Regions from separate parts of the Mus musculus genome. Here region 1 is linked to region 2. A link is a loop called in an ENCODE intact Hi-C map of the cell type or tissue named here. Cell type or tissue: left cerebral cortex. All regions are shown on one strand.

The links. Hi-C counts contacts between places; a loop is a spot of excess contacts. Peaks named below come from ENCODE experiments on the same cell type or tissue, not always from the same donor. Only the 100,000 strongest peaks of a DNase experiment are listed, where the experiment ranks them.
Region 1: it touches region 2 in a loop (2.7-fold over the local background); 7 of 42 quality-filtered maps call a loop at or near these places.

Annotation. Positions count from the first base shown.
Region 1 is chr6:126,153,325-126,155,824 of GRCm38, forward strand. All of the region lies in intron 1 of Ntf3 (neurotrophin 3), which reads right to left. Among named protein-coding and RNA genes, the nearest start is that of Ntf3, 10 kb to the right of the region's middle. In left cerebral cortex, a CTCF peak has its summit at 1,150 (motif pointing right); a DNase peak (open chromatin) is centred at 1,178.
Region 2 is chr6:126,499,272-126,501,771 of GRCm38, forward strand. All of the region lies in intron 1 of Gm38899 (a long non-coding RNA gene), which reads right to left. Among named protein-coding and RNA genes, the nearest start is that of Gm38899, 14 kb to the right of the region's middle. In left cerebral cortex, CTCF peaks have their summits at 967 (motif pointing right) and 1,796 (motif pointing right); a DNase peak (open chromatin) is centred at 979.

The sequences.
Region 1 (2,500 bases), 350 kb before region 2:
TCCTCAAACTTGAGTGGCTTTCCTATACCCAATAGAATCCACCCCCTCTTCCTGTCCTGCCCCTCCCCGCCCTCTGTCATAGGCACACTTCCTTATCTAAGGGCAAGAACAGGAAAGAAACACTCTGAAAATTCCCTTGGAGGCAATTTGAACACTAAGAACAAAAACACCTGAAGAATAAGACAAAGAGTTATTCCAAAGTAATCTCACCGGAATTAAAATACAAGCCAAGCCAGGTATGGTGGTACATGCCTATCATCCCAGCTTGGCAGGCTGAAGCAGGAGAATTGCTACTAACTCAGGTACATGGCTCATCCTCGGCTACAAAGTGAATCCTTTGTCACCCTGGGCTTGAGAGAAGACTGGTGTTAAAGAAAAATCAATCAATCAATCAATCAAACAAACAAACAAACAAACAGCCTAAAGGAAACCCCAACAGACTCTTGGTTGCTTACTGGGGGAAATGGATTCAGACAGGACGGTGTCTTAGACTTGAGTCAGGACACTGATGCTCTGTCTCCCGCACTGGGCAGGCGTGCTCTTGAAAGAAAGTCTAGGAGAGGTATGAGAAGGGGTACTCAGGAGTAGCAGGGAGAATTTCACGCTCCCTCCATTGCTACAGTGCCTGCACTCCTGCTCCAGGAGCATCAAACAGCAACTGGCTCGGGGACAATCGTAAGACATCTCAAGCTTTCAGGACCAGGGCCGTCTTTCCTACCAGTAGAGTTACTGAGTGGAGATGCAGGACAAGCTGTCCACACTTACCTTTTCCCTGCAAGGACTTTCCTGTAAACCCCACAGCCACTGCAGTCCTTGCTGTCATCTTCATTTTTTCAGATACACTGTGTTTCATCCTACTGGGTAGCTTTCCGATCTCCTAAGGATACCCCAAGGTCATGGTGGTGAGATCCTGCCTTTCGCATGGTATTCCTGCTAACGAACCCTAGGAAGCCTAGAGAGATGCCAGGCAGCCCCTTTTAAACAACACCAAGTGGAGAGGAAAACCACCTATCATGGTGTGCTAAGTTGTGCAGAAACTATCATATAAGCACCTACTGTCTATTTCCCTGTGGTATCTGTAACGATGAAAGATGAGGAGAAGGAAGGACAAGGAGCTGGCTGAAAAGGAAGGACTCAGAGGATAAAAGTGGACAGTAGATGGCAGTCTGTCCCTATGTGCGAAGTGGCCGCAGAGATGATGCATATAAGTCAGTGGAGGGGGCAGGGAAACAATTCTTAGAGGAGGATCTGCTGCCTTCCCACTTCCTTCTCATTACGCTGATTCAGCGGCAAAAGGGGACACTTCTGAATGCAACCTTGGGAGCTCATACATTGCCCAGAGTGCCACCTCTTGAACTGTCCAGAATGTTCCCCAGACTATTGCCATGAAGAACCAAAGGCTCCGAGAATCCTCTCCTCTACCCCAGGCAGGCCCTTGGGAATTCAGAAGTGATGCAACCCCTGTCACACAGAAGTGAATGGAGAGGACGCTTTATCTCATTCACACTACATAGCCGTACTCAGGGAGCCTTCCTTCCCCCTTCAATACTCACTGTTCTTTCCCTTGGAGTCTTGTTATAACATGACTTGTTCCTATCTACTTTCAGCCCTGCAGGTCAAGGCCTCATCCTTTTCTGCATCTTCTCTAACATCTAGCACAGGGCCACCAGCAAGGACACACACTGAATTATCTTTACACACGTATCCAGACCCACTTTCTAAATATCTCAAAGGGATTACTCCAATTCATGTACAGTGGCACCCACTTCCCCAAGACCAAGACCCCAAATATACAGAAGTAGGTAGGTTAGGGCATGAGGGAAAGGGTCCAAAGGAAAGCCAAAATAGCCTTTCCTGGCAAGTAAGCAGTCAGCATTTATGACCTAACTTTTGGGACAGAGCAGAAGAGAATAACAGAGGACACGGGTTTTGAACCCGTGGCAAGGTGCATCACATCTCTGAGCCCAGTCCCTGTTGCCATCTACCACTAAGCTCACCAACAATTCCCTCATATGTCTATGCATTCAGTCAATGCGTTTCCGCGGCAGACCATCCAGGTGTTGGTGAACACGAAGATGACAAGCACAGACCCCTCTTCAAGAATTTCATCCTTTAGTAAGAAGAGAGGAATGCAAATGCAGCCCAGGCTGTTAAGTGCTATAACATAGAGGGTGCTGGGAAAGGAGCCCCCTGGCTCTCTGGGGGGAATGCAGGGAGGCCTCTCTTAGGAAGGTAATGGAGAAACAAACGTGTCTAAGATGATTTTAATATTACTGGTGAAACTGGAGAGATGAGCATTCAAACCACAACATAAACACACACACACACACACACACACACACACACACACACACACACACATGCACACATGCCTCCAGTTCGGGAACAGTCGCATGCTTTGGCCACTCCTATCTGTTTTGCATCAGGCTATTTCCCATCACCTGTAAACTTTCTAAGGGTGTCCTTTTCTTGATCCATTCATCCTCCCATCCATCCATCT
Region 2 (2,500 bases):
CACCACTTTAACAAACTACCCGACAGAATCAACTTACAAAGAGAGAAGGGTTGCTTGGGCTCCCTCTTTTAAAATCTTTGGTCTGGCTGATTTGCAGATGTGGTGGAGCAAAACCCCTACGGCATGGCCAGGAAGTGAAGATAAAATAGCGATTGGCCTGGAGTAGTACTATATACTTCCAGGGCATGCCGCCGACTGTAAGAGCTTCCATAAAGCCCTATCTCTTGAAGACTCCACCACCTCTCAGTGGTGGCACCTTGAGACAATGCCTTACCTTCTAACCAACTGGGAAAGTAAGGCTGAGGCACTGTTCAACTCGCTCAGTTAGCAACATACTTTGAAAATAAATATAAAGAAAGGGTAATTGTGAACTTTTGGTCATTGTCTCAGTTTTGGGCCATTGCTGTGGGTAACAGGATCCTAAGGGCAGCTCTGTGGCACCATGAACTTGTGATTAAAAATGAGTAAGTTCAGGCTTGGCACACACAGAGCACAGCAGTGACCATGCACAGAGCAGTGATCACTCACGGGTCAGAGCAGCAACCACGCACGGGGCGGAGCAGCGACCACACACAAGGCACAGCAGCGACCAGGCGTTGGAAAGGGTAAGCGAATGATCAACACTGAACATATCTCCTCTGTATCAGTTTTCTATGACCTGGATATCCTGAGTTCGCCCACCACAGCATATTTGTCCGTTTTTAACTCTGACCCACCAGCTATCAGATGCTTAGACTCCTATGCTGAGCCCACTGCCACATTGTGTCACAGGCTGCTAAGCCCAGCTCTTAGTGACAAAGCAAGAGGAACTCTGGGGTCAACATCATCTACACAGCAAGTTCCAAACTGCCAGAGATAGACAGAGAAGAGAAAATCTGTCTCAAAAATGTTTTAATCCAAAACAATACATGATAAACTTTCTTCTTCCTGAAAGACAGCTTGGTGGGAGAAATGGCTGCAGAACCGCATTCTCCCAGCAGGTGGCACCCGAGGAACGTGTTTGGGATTCAGCCCGCCTGTCAGCCCAGTGGGCCTTTCTATGGCTTCTGTGTGGGACACACAGGTCTACCCTGACAGGCCTCGGACATAGGGCCTGAACACCACATACCTCGTCATGAATGGACCCAAGACATAAAAAACAGTACAGCTTTGATACTCGCTTGCCAGAGAGAGCTCTAAGTTGTGAGGCTTCGGATGCCACAGCCTCTTCTTAGCAGGCTCCCAGCCCAAAGCCTGTTTGGGACAGGAAATAGGGCGGCCAGTCTCTCCAGAATGCTGTCCTTGCAGCCAAGCTCCAACATAGTTCAAGTTCTTTATCAATGCGTATTAACTGTGCAGAAGGGTCCATGCATGTTTGAGAAGTACTTGGCCACAATTACCCCCTCTGTTATTACAGATTATACACCCCCTCGCCCTCTTCATTTTCTTTTCTGTATCACTGGCAGTCTCCAGTTTCGTATCTTCTTCACCCTTCCCAGCTTCCGAAAAAGAAGTAAAGCAAGAAACACTTGTCTCCCCAGTCTCTTTTCACTCAACATGATAATCTACAGTTCTATTCATTTTATTGAACATCTTGTTCATCTTTACAGTTAAAGAAAACTCTACTGTTCGGCCATGCCCAGCCTATGGCCCAAGAGAGATATCTATGCAGCCCAATTTAAACTCACAGAACTACCTAAAATGTTATGAGATCATTTGGGTAATTTTTTAATTCACATAACTCATTTTCATGAAATTTTGTATAGACTACAGTGTATGTGTGTGTATCTATGTGAAGGTGTGTGCATGTGGGTGTAGTACCCACAGAAGCCAGAAGAGGGCATTGGATCCCCTGGAGCTGAAGTTACAAGCTGCTGTGAATCAGCTCCTGTGGGTGCTCAGTGGCGACACTGAGACTCCCTGCAGTTATCTTGCCCTGGTCTCACTGTAAAGAGGGGGCGTGGTTAAGATTTCACTCAAGCTTCATCTCACCTCCTGCCCTATAGAGGCTCCAGGTGTGAGGTCGGTGTGGATGTGGTGGGGGCGGGGCTGGCCATTAAGAGAAGATAGGAGGAGACCGGCAGTTGACTGAAGAATGCCTGGTGTTCTAATGTTCTGATACCCGGTTGGTAAACCTATTAGCAGCCCGGGAAGTCACCAGGAGAAGCTTTGAAAATGAAAGGAGATGTAGATTCCCGGAAGGGAGACGAGTCTGTGCCAGAACAGCACTGTGTGCAGAAAGGAGGGGAGGGTAGCGTGCGCAAGAGGGTAATGGGAGCTTGGGACTGTCGGCAACAACATAGGCGAGCTGGGTACCACACCACGCAGGGCTGGGCTTTCGACAAGGGGTGTAAGGAAGAGGTTTGTGTCAGTGTGTCTGGGAGGCTTGGAGAGAAGTCCTTCTGTCAAAGACGAAGGAGTCCAGCCCCACTAGCCACGTGATCCAGAGTGCTCTCCGCACACTCAACAGTGGACCTGAGAAAGTCCTCCGCACCCGAGGCAAAGAGAAAGGGCAGAGACG